4 separate regions of the Homo sapiens genome follow, and regions 1, 2 and 3 are each linked to region 4. Evidence: chromatin contacts called from ENCODE Hi-C or POLR2A ChIA-PET data. All regions are on one chromosome and are shown on one strand. Each heading gives the region's core, a stretch centred on a gene start or an enhancer-like site at or near the end of the contact. The rest is flanking DNA. Distances are from core to core; before and after follow the strand shown. Region 1 has its middle 50 kb from the start of IRS2. Region 2 has its middle 81 kb from the start of LINC00676. Region 3 holds the start of LINC03082 (long intergenic non-protein coding RNA 3082). Region 4 overlaps MYO16 (myosin XVI).

What was found. Hi-C counts contacts between places; a loop is a spot of excess contacts on that map. ChIA-PET counts read pairs that join two places held with the same protein, here RNA polymerase II (POLR2A). Pooled maps may share reads with other maps.
Region 1: a loop to region 4 is called in a map with no recorded cell type, with 12 times the contacts of the local background. The contact joins two enhancer-like sites. A Hi-C loop is called at or near these places in 4 of 37 single-sample maps with no recorded cell type and 2 of 50 pooled maps.
Region 2: a loop to region 4 is called in a map with no recorded cell type, with 12 times the contacts of the local background. The contact joins two enhancer-like sites. A Hi-C loop is called at or near these places in 1 of 168 maps with a recorded cell type or tissue (A673), 2 of 37 single-sample maps with no recorded cell type and 2 of 50 pooled maps. POLR2A ChIA-PET finds 5 or more read pairs at or near these places in 1 of 52 experiments (A673).
Region 3: a loop to region 4 is called in a map of heart right ventricle, with 3 times the contacts of the local background. The contact joins the promoter of LINC03082 here to the enhancer-like site in region 4. A Hi-C loop is called at or near these places in 7 of 168 maps with a recorded cell type or tissue (PC-3, PC-9, Right ventricle myocardium inferior and 4 more), 10 of 37 single-sample maps with no recorded cell type and 10 of 50 pooled maps.

The regions. Positions count from the first base shown.
Region 1 is chr13:109,835,414-109,838,113 of GRCh38, forward strand. No RefSeq gene overlaps it. Among named protein-coding and RNA genes, the nearest start is that of IRS2, 50 kb to the left of the region's middle. Within about 2 kb of position 1,383, at least 3 of the 41 ENCODE cell types and tissues checked have a DNase peak (open chromatin) inside an H3K27ac peak, as active enhancers do.
Region 2 is chr13:109,645,813-109,648,512 of GRCh38, forward strand. No RefSeq gene overlaps it. Among named protein-coding and RNA genes, the nearest start is that of LINC00676, 81 kb to the right of the region's middle. Within about 2 kb of position 1,424, at least 2 of the 41 ENCODE cell types and tissues checked have a DNase peak (open chromatin) inside an H3K27ac peak, as active enhancers do; they include A673, where a contact is called at or near this core.
Region 3 is chr13:110,127,827-110,130,526 of GRCh38, forward strand. LINC03082 (long intergenic non-protein coding RNA 3082) reads right to left here and starts at 1,310. Exons shown (of 3, transcript NR_187462.1): 1 at 1,031-1,310.
Region 4 is chr13:109,130,441-109,133,140 of GRCh38, forward strand. All of the region lies in intron 31 of MYO16 (myosin XVI), which reads left to right. Among named protein-coding and RNA genes, the nearest start is that of MYO16-AS2, 30 kb to the left of the region's middle. Within about 2 kb of position 1,316, at least 2 of the 41 ENCODE cell types and tissues checked have a DNase peak (open chromatin) inside an H3K27ac peak, as active enhancers do; they include A673, where a contact is called at or near this core.

The sequences.
Region 1 (2,700 bases), core at 133-2,632, 710 kb after region 4:
GGGGGAGGGTAAGGAGACATAGATGCCTTTCTGTAAAATTAATTAACAAATTAGTGGTTGACGTAACATTCTCTCCGTTGATTCTCTTGTCTCCGGGACGAAGCGCACACTCTGCCGCTGACTGCGCCTTTTGACTCATCAGTATCACTCACATCATCTGTTGCCTCCTGTCTAGCTTTTTTTTTAGTCTCAGATGAAACAACTTGTGCCTCTTCTTTCAGCTTGGTTTCCTTGTTTGTTGATGCAATGGGAACCAACCATCTGCCTAATCATTTAAAGAAAATTTTTTAATCAGGCTTTTTGGGTGATTTAATCCAAAACTCACACTTTTCCCCCATTTTCAAAAAAAATGAATCTTACTCGTGAGGACAAAACATCAAACCACAGTTCGCTCCAAATTGTTCTCGATGTTATATTTTTAACAGAATCCCAGGCATACATAATATTAAAAATTACATCCCTGATGCTATTGTGAGATTAAAAGTCTGGCATGGTGCCTGGATAATGGATCATATGATTATATTGCTTACAAAACCTCTTCTGCAATATTTCAGTTTCTAAGTAACACCCTCAACCATGGACTAAATCAATGGGGAAATACTAACAGCCAGAAAAGAAATAATGGAACCCACCCTAAGAAAGCATCAACAGGATAGCTTTATTTTTATTGCGTGAGCTTTTGATTCTGTGGCGCAACCACCAATTAGAAAAACAAATTGTCTGTGCTTTCACTTGTCCTCAGTAAGCGGCAGGTGAAGGGGCCATCTTTGCAAGCACTAAAATGATTCTTTCAAACACCTGAGGTTTCATTTTTTGGCTTCCTGCATTTTTTTAAAGACTAATCAACATCTGTAAGAATAGAGTTTTGCCAACTTGCCCATTTCGTTTGCATTGCAAGACTTCAGAACTTTCATCAAAATTCTTTCCATCCACTTTCTAATGACAAAACTGTTCTATGCATCAAGGGCCTTGCATTCTGATCCACTTTGAGGCTGTTAAAGGATAAACAAATTTATTGTTTTCCTTCCCCACATTATAAAGAGCAGTTTTGACATTATATGCTATTATTTCTGATTTATAAATGATAAAATTATTCACAGTTGCATGACATCCAATCAGGGAAGAATAATGATCACATTTGGAGAAAAAAAGCTTAAATTGTAATTGGGTAAAGAGTGACCTTGGGCTCCTCGTGCCCTCTACCTAGTAATTGGAGCCCTGCTTGCTGTGTCTGATGCATTCTCCGTTCAGCCTCATGGCTTCCTGGTCAAAGGGCCCCTCGGCTTCCTCAGGATGGTCATGAGGGCTGCCTCACCCACACACCCAGGGCTTTCCGGCTGATAACCTCGGTCTATCAGTTAGGCTTGTTCAGCTTGCATGTGTCCTCTGTGCAGAACCAATGCAGAGCGAGCACTTGGACCTGTGGCAGGTGAAGCTAGGCATTTATTAACTCAGGCTTCCTGTAAACACAGGGCACAGGAGCCGTCACAATGAGAACATGAAAATGAGAGTTATATGGGAATGAGTGCCTCAAGAGCCATCCCGTGACTGGTGCTTTAAAAAAGAGAGAAAGTTGTGAGCAGCGAAACCCAGGAGAGAGAAGCAGCATGGGGGCTCACACCAGGTCGTAGCCCTGCACACCTGCTGCCACTCTCACAGCAGTGCTGGCCTCCTCATCCAGCATCTCTCCTCCACCTGCTCCTCCACTCCAGCCTGGAGGTCTCTGCTCTGGTCCTGCTTGCCCATGAGAGGGAAACTCACACTGTGGCCCTTTTGCTACTTAGAAGTGCAGCCATTTGTTGGATGGTAACCCTGTACTCAGTGCTGGGATGACATGTCACTTACTTTGTCCAATACAAGTCTCAGTACCATCTCATGAGGAAAGAACATGATTAATCCACCTTCACAGAAGTGGATAAGGAGGCTCAGGGGTCCTGCAGCATTTTCGTGGTCACATGGCTGCTAAGCAGCAGAACCAGGAATACCAAGTCTGTCTGATACCAGAGCTGGATTCCAACCGATTCCCTAGACATCCTCCCCCCAGGCCAAATCCATTGAACATCAGCTGCACTCAGAGACGGCACCAACCAAGCACTTCCTGTGTATCTTTGAACTTAAATGAAATCTAAGTACTCTGCAGCCTTGTTCTGTCTCAAAAGCCCAATAATCTCCATTTCTCCACAATTCTCAGCAATTAGCTAACATAATTCTTATGCCTTTATGAACATATATTCATATAAAATTATGGACTGAATTTCCCATATCTACCATAGGACAAAAATAACCCCATGAAATTCTGGCATTTTTTGCTTTCAGGCCTATTATTCTTTCTAGACATTAATAATGATTATAAGCAGAAGAAGTTTAGTCCAAAGAAATGAGCAATGGGTACAAAATAAATAGAAAGAATGAATAAGACCTACCATTTGATAGCACAATGGGGTGACTATAGTCAATAATAATTTAATTGTATATGTTAAAATAAAAAATGCAATGGAATTGTTTGTAACTCAAAGGATAAATACTTGAGGGGATGGATACCCCATTCTCCGTGATGTGCTTATTTTACAGTGCATGCCTGTATTAAAACATCCCATGTACCCTAGACATACATACACATATTATGTACCCATAAAAATTTTAAAAAATAATAAAAAAATTTTTTAAAACCCTGAAAAACAAATGCATGAGCAACTCGAA
Region 2 (2,700 bases), core at 174-2,673, 520 kb after region 4:
GCCTCTTCTCCATGCTACAGGTATCCTTCTACCTTCAGGACAGGGACAGGCACAGGCACTGGTCCCTAGGACCACTGCACTAGAGGACACAGTTCCACATCTGCTGAGACCAGTCTCAGGCCTCAGTTCAGCAGGAGCACTGAGCAGGCCTGCAGTCCACTGAGTTCAGCAAGCGACTGGCCAGCAACCACAGTGATGCTGCGCTTCTCACAAGCACTGAGCAGGCCTGCAGTCCACTGAGCTCAGCAAGCGACTGGCCAGCAACCACAGTGATGCTGCGCTTCTCACAAACCCCCAGATCTCTCCCTGGGATTCTCACAGGCCTAAGATCTCACTCACACGTGGGAGCAGAGAAGTGCCCAGCGAGTTTCACTTTACAAAATCACATAAATAAGTTTCTATCCCACAAAATACATGTTGAGTGTTTTCTTAGACAAGCTCTTTGAGGTGGGGACCATAACAACAATTTACTTATCTTTTTGCAAGTGCTGCATGCCTGAGTTTTGTATTTCTCTGCATAATATGGGGAGGGAGCACTCATTATCTTCAGTTGGAGACTTCAAATTCAGAAAAAAAAAAAACAGGAAAAGCAGCATTGAGCATCCTCCTGCAGAAATGTCAAGGTCATGTGATTTGGAGAATCTCTCAAATATAGCTCATTATTGGAATGCATAAAATATAAAGCCACAACATCCATTTTCTCAGATTTCATTTTTATAGCTGGGGTCAGTCAGCTTTTTCTAAAAACATCCAAAAAGTAAATGTTTTCAGTTTCAGTTTTGCAGGCTACGCAGTCTCCCGTGGTGCGTCGCATTAGGCCCTAGGCCATAGTTTGCTGACTCTGGATTTATATAGCATTGAAACCAAACTGTCATGGTTAACAGAGTACACATCTGTGAAACAAGACTTAGCAGCAATTATACAGTATATAAGACATGCCTTTCAAAATGTAAGTTATCGAGTAGGATTTTGAAGCATGGGTTCTCATTTGGAGGTACAGAGATTGCCTGAATCCCTCAAAATTGTAAGCAAAACTGTGTGTAACTGTATTTTTCTAGGGACTCAATCATAATAGCCAGGAGGTTCCCAAAGGGTTAAAAAAAAAAGATTAGAAACACTGCTTTAAAAGTAAATATCAATATCAAAATGGACAATGTAACATTTTCTTTCTTATAACAATAGTTGCAGTACTCTAAAAAACTCTAATCTAGAAAAGCATGTGTTTAACCGCTAGTAATGATATTTTCTAGCCTAGCTGATTTGCCCAGTCACATTCCTGGGCCCCCTAAGCTTCACAGGGAAGGCAGGAAAAGGGGAAAGTGAGCCTCTGTCACAAACCCATTGAGTTCTTCCATAACACCCAAGCTCGTCTCCTCCTTTCAGCTCCTCCTTCTCACAAACTGCGCAATCCCCTTAGGGTGTAGCGAAACTCGGGGGTATTCCCAGGAGGATCAATTCCCTTTAGACAGGCCAAGCAGGAAATAAAATTGGATTACTCATAGGTAGGAGAATGTTCTTAGAAATTCCTTTTTACTGTTGTTTTGTTTTTCACTCAACATGCCAAAAACCACACCTCGTAACTCTGGGAAATTCATCTTCCCCCACTATATAAAGAAGTCTTTAAACCAAAAACTGTGGCTCTTACAGGTGATCTAAATGTGGCATTAAAAACTTATAAAAATTTGTTTAAAAACAGCATTGTGCACATAGTCACCCCAGTAGGAAAAATAAAGCAAAATCAAGAGATTTTAAGTCAATGAGACCGGAGTTAAAGAGATTCAGAGAAGACTTACATGCAAAGATTTTCAAGAAATTTGTATATATAATATCACAATTTGTCACATAAAAAGAGATAGAGTGGAAAAGCCATATCTCCAAATGTTATAAAATTTTTAAAACGATCAATAAACTCCAAATAGCATAATATTGAAGAACAAAATTGCAGAACTAAAAATACCCAAACCTCATGAGTTCCTGTAAAGCTACTATGATCAAGATGTTGTGGCACTGGCAAAGTAATAGAAAAATAGATCAGAATAAAGCAGAACAGATAGCCCTGAAACAGACCCACGTAAACACAGTCAACTGATCTTTGACAATGGGACAAAGGTAATATATTGGAGTGAAGACAGACTTTCCAACAAAGGGTGTTGAAACAACTGGACATCCACATGCCAAAAAAAAAAAAAAAAGGAAAGAGAAATGACCAAAAAAGAGAGAAAAAAACAGAAAGAAGGAAGGAAGGAGGGAGGGAGGGAGGGAGGGAAGGAAGGAAGGAAGGATAGAAAAGAAAGAAAGAAAAAGAAAGAAAGGAAGGAAGGAGAGAAAGGGAAAAAAGAAAGAATCTTAACACATACAAGTTTTACAAAAATTAACTCATAATGGATCATAGACCTAAATGTAAAATGCAAAACTATAAGACTCCTTGAAGATAAACATCAGAGAAAATCCAAACGGCCTTAGGTTTGGCAATTATTTTTAGATACAACACCAAAGATACAATCCATGAAAGAAATAAGCTGGACTTCATTAAAATTAAAAACTTCAGTCTGTGGTCAGACACTGCCAAGACAATGAGAAAAGGTAAGCCACAGACATGGAAAAAATATTTGCAAATAACGTAAGTGATAAAGGAGTGTTATCCAAAATATATAAAGAACTCTTAAAACTCAACAATAAGAAAATGAACAGCCCAATTTT
Region 3 (2,700 bases), core at 60-2,559, 1.0 Mb after region 4:
CTCATTGTGTTTGGTCACAGGCAAAAATAGAATCCATCCTCATGCAACCATCCTTTAAATAGTATTTCAACAGAGGGTTAAAGTGTTGGTTTGGGGTGTGAGAGTGATACCTTATTCATTCAGAAGTCCCTCAAAGAAGAGGATGGAGAAACAGACACGATTCCATGAAATGATCACTTTCCCCAGGCAATCACACCAAGGAAGGTCAAAGAACCTCCTCCCCGAAGGTTCACTGCTGGAGGTGGAGATCACAGCCAACTGACAATATAACTGCTGGCAGATATTTTTAGGTGGAAAGTCCCACCGTTTCCCGTACCTCACTGTGACCCTCATTACGGCATTAGGATGGGATTACCTTGCTCTCTTCTGAAATACTAGCTTATCCGTGGCACCAGCAACAAATACAAGCAGCTTGTCTGATGGAAAGGTCCTCTACTTAAGAACTAAACTTCCCCCAAATCACAAGCCCCTTTGCTGAAACAATGAAAAATTTAGGTAAGCTCTGGATTGAACTATTTCCCTCCCTTTGAAATAACTGGATGTTTAGTCATAACAAATAAGAATGATTCTGGTATCTTGTGGTCACGACATAGCATTTTTATGTTTTTTTTTTTTTATTTTTCACTTTACATCTCACTACATGGACATGCTACCTTCAATTCAACCCCAGGTTACATCAAAACCTCTTGACCTTTCATTTAAAGACAAATAAAAGGCAGCTGCTGGGCTGTGAAATTGTGAATAACAAACGGAACCATTATTTGAAAGGTTTCAAATTCTGATGAACAGAAAGATTATTTTGGAAAATCTATAGCGGAGAGTAGTATAATTATAACTTAGATTTGCGTGGTGCTCAATCCAAACTCATCTCCAAACTGAACGTGGTTTTCTAACAATAACATTCCTCCAAAAAAGGGGGCAGCCTACAAACCAACATAAGCGTAAGATGCACTTCCTGTCCAGCTAAAAATAAACCTGCAGACATTTGAAAGCAGCATAGAATCCTTTCTAACAATAAAAACAAACTCACCCATGTCGTTGGGCCAAGGCTTTGACATTTTAAAAATCATTATGGTGAAAAATAAACGCAACCTATAACGTGAGCTATTGTTAGAAATCCTTGAGAAAAATGCCTCAAATAGAGAACTCGAACGTCCACTCGCTAAAAATGAAACCGTTTTACTTGGGCATTGTCAAAGGTCGAATGGTTTTCTCCAAAAATGATGTTGAAGTCCTAACCCCCAGGACCTCAGAATGTCACCTTATTTGGAAATAAGGTCCTTGCAGATGTAATTAATTAGAACGAGGTCACATTGGAATGGGGTGGGCCCCGCATCCAATAAAACCACTGTCCTTATAAAAAAGAGGCACGCCACGTGAAGACCGAGACACACAAGAAGAACACGGGGTGTGGCTGAAGGCGGAGGTTGTGACGACGCATGTACAAGCCTGCAGGAGCATCCGCGAGCACCGCTGGCCCCACCGGAAACCGGGAAGAGGCAGGACAGCTTCTACCCCGAGCCTCAGAGACAGTCTGGCCTTGACATCACCTTGATCGTAGAATTCCAGCCTCCAGAATGGTGAGACACAAATTCCTGTTATTTTCAGCCAGGCAGTTTGTGGCACTTCGTTTCAGCAGCCTAGGAAGTGAATATATTCACTTCCATATACGTGAAATTGACATCAGTGAGGATTTGCTCTCTAGGCAGTAGATGTGAACCGGCCTTCAACGATTTTTTTTTTTCTGGCTGCATGTTGGGCGCTCCCAGCTTAGGGGGTGGGTGTGCAGGGAGTGGGGAGGGAGGCGCTTCTGCTTCTGTGGCTCTCCCATGGTCTCTTCCCACAACATCTTCTGCATCTCTGTGGATCCGGCTGCCCCCAGCGCAGCAGCCCGGGTGGGGTGGGAATGTCCAGCACTGCGTCGCTGCCAGCCCTCTGGGCGTTCCAAGTTCCTGGCAGGATCCGGATGCAGTGTGGTTGACCTTAACTACCCAGGAGAGGGTGAGCTCTCCTACAGAAGACTTGGACATCTTCTCTGCCTTCTCATTTCTGTGTCCACAAAAAATCAGCACAATGGACACTGGATCCTGCTCTCCCTTCCTTCTCTTTCCCACCAACGCACACTTTGGCAGTCCTGGCACCAGCATGGGATCCACCCCACGCACACCCACATGCACCCCACACTCACCTCCAGGGAAGAAGCACATCAGTGAGAGGAATGGCTCTGTCCTCAACTCAGTAGGAGCCAGCACCCACCCCTCCCCTCTGTTGCCACTTCAAAAGGTTTTCTTTGTTCGCTTGTTTCTACTTACCATTAATGTTCTTCAGGCTGGATAAGCTTTAAGGTGTGTCCCTTGACATATTAGATCTATTTTACTCTGCCATTTTATAATTAAACAGGGTCTGACTGAAGTTACCTTTGGCCCATGTATGTCTAATCCTACCAAGTCCTAGCCATGAAACAGGTGATATGTGTATAAATGAAAACAGTGGGTTAAGAGGATGCTTCCAGAAGTATTAAGGCACCCACGCACACACACAGACAAATACGCTCCACTGAAGATCATTTAGAACTGTGGGTACAGGGAAGCACTTAGAGAACTGTATTACAAGAAGATTCAGTGGAAAATCTACCACCAATCCTAATTCATTTCCCTACAGAACCTTAGTGTGCAGTTCGTAGCCCACCTTCAGCACCTG
Region 4 (2,700 bases), core at 66-2,565:
CCTGCAACTAGAGATGTATTTCTGCATTCTGGCATGTGCTCTCAATACTGTATATTTTTAAGAATAAGACAATTAACCAGCTTAAGCTGCTTGAGCATGCTTGCTGATTAGTTTTTACAGCATTAGGGAGTCAGAGAGGGCAAGCGCAGGAGCTTAGCCACTCAGTCTGTCAGTGGTCTGGGTTTGTAATCCATGATCGCAAAGGTAGCTCCACCCACACGTGATAAGCCAGCTGTCAGACAGGGTTCTGGTCCCTTCTGTGCCATTATGTCAGGAGCTGAAGGTGGTTGAGTTAGGACAGTGATGAAATTGATCCTAGCATGTTAGACATCTCCCTCAGTCCAACACAATCCGAGTATAATCTAAGTCTTTGTTGTTCAATGCAGTAGCCACTAGGCACACGTAGCCAATTAAGTTTAGAGTAAATAAAATTAAATACAATTTTAAATTTCATTCCTCCATCATCAGTCACTTTCCAAGTACTCAGTAGCCACAGGGGTAGAATTTTTCCATCATCACCGAAGCTTCTCTTAGACAACCCTGATTCTAAATGCTTTGTGTGTCTACCAAGCGGTGATACTGAATTTTTTGCATCTAGTAACGTGTCACAAAATTATTCTCCTTTCTGTCAAAAGATAGGAAGACCATTTGATCACTATTCTAAAATGTTTGGTGAACCTTGGTTTCGCAGGATCAAGGACTACGGCTGAAGTTGGTTTTGTACCTGAGCCATCCTTTTTGGCATGTTAAAAAATCAAGTTCAAGTTCTTTTCCTTTACAAATAAAGCTGCGAATCAATTCAGATGGTTACAGAGTGAAAGGAGATCTGATCGGAGACCAAGGGCCAAGGATTGTAGGGTGACCAGCACCACGGTCACTTCAAAGTTGTCTTTGTATTTATTCTTGTTCTTACTAGCATATGTCTTTCCTGGTAGGTCTTCACCCAATAAAAATGGTTGTGGTGAAGGAAAACAGTACAGAGAGCAATTTTTTCTCATTTCCTTTGTGCCTCAAAAGCGTGAAACAATTTTGCAGGCCAATAAATGTTAACACTTCTTTGCAAACTACCAGCAAGCTAGAGACAACTTTTTTTTTTATTATACTTTAAGTTTTAGGGTACATGTGCACAACGTGCAGGTTTGTTACATATGTATGCATGTGCCATGTTGCTGAGACAACTTTTTAAAAGTACTATGTTTTTGTTAGGTCAGTGCAAAAGGAATTGTGGTTTTTGCCATTGAATAAAAGCCTGCAGTTGCTCTTTGCAAATAGTGGCTAGGAAAGGAAAGATAGGGCCTCGTTTTCACTTCCTCTTGGCTGGGGCCTCCCAGCTGGAGTGCTGTTCTGCAGAGTTCATTCCTCACACACCGGGTGCAGCCTTTCTCCCAAAGACGGTTAACATTCTCTCGAATTGTCTCCTGACTGAAGTTAAATATAAGCCTGCATTTCATGCGTGTGACTTTGAAGAAGTGACTCAGTCTTTCCAAGCCCATGTATGTCAAGTAGCAGCAACAGCCGAGACATGGCAAGGGCTATTTCTGGGGAGTTAAGAAGCAAAGGACTGTAAAGCCTCATTGCCCAGGACGTAGCAAGCGCACAGCAAAGTTACATGCATATAACTTTGTTGTTAATGAAGCCTCTGACAGTCAGTTTCCTCATCTGTGAAATGGATACTAAATCCTAAGATGTGGGACTTGCAATTAAGTCATGATGTCAGTGGTGCTGTGCCTGGCTTGGAGTGACGGTTGCTCAAGGTGAAATTGCAGAAGCAAGCTTTTCTCAGGCAGCTCTAGTCCTCACTGTTCACCGTTCTATGTTGATGCTTCCACACTCACCCTCCCTTCAGACTCCAGCTGTCCCCTCCTTGGGGATCATACCTTAATGAAACCATAATTGTTTTTTCCAAAATTGCTGTACAACTGCATTCTCCACAAAACACAGTTTACATGTGTAGACACAATCATGGCTCAGCTCTGTGGCTTAATTTGGAAATAATATGTCTTTTCTTTACTCTCTTGTTTCTGTCTTCATTCTAGAACAACATGTGTCACATAGTAAGCACTCATCAAATACTTACCAAGTGAATACATGTTACAGAAATCTATTTCTCTACACTCTCTTCATTAAAAGAGAATTTGCTTCCTATCGGTATATGAGAGGGAGCACAATTTGGCAAGGTTCGAGAAGTACCCTTGAAATGTGTCAAGGCTAGATTTGTCTGCATATTTTTAACAGAAGCCCTTTAAAAAAATTTTAAATGGACAGAAATTAGGTCTTCTGTGTTGCTCTTCTGAGAAATGTGTTACTGGGAATAACAGAACACAATTGCACAGTTCACCACCTATGACGCAGTTGTACATCCAACAAATAGTAATTAAGTGTCTTCCATGAGCCTGGATTCTCCCCGAGGATCTGACAGACCAGTAGGAGAGATAAGTGGTCAAACAAATTATAGGGGAAGCACAACCACAGCAGTGAGGACGTGATGGGTGCACACTGGGCCACAGAGTGCCTTGCCCTCCGTGGAAACTGCGAAAGGCTCAGGAAGGGCATGCCAACAGCATCGAGTGCAGTAGTGCAGTCAAGAGGGTAAAAGATGGGGGCATGGAAGGCAATGGTATTGCCTGAACCGCTCCTCCCACCAGGAAAGAAAAGTTATAACAAAGTTGCGACATATGACAGCTCAGTAGAAGTCCTTTC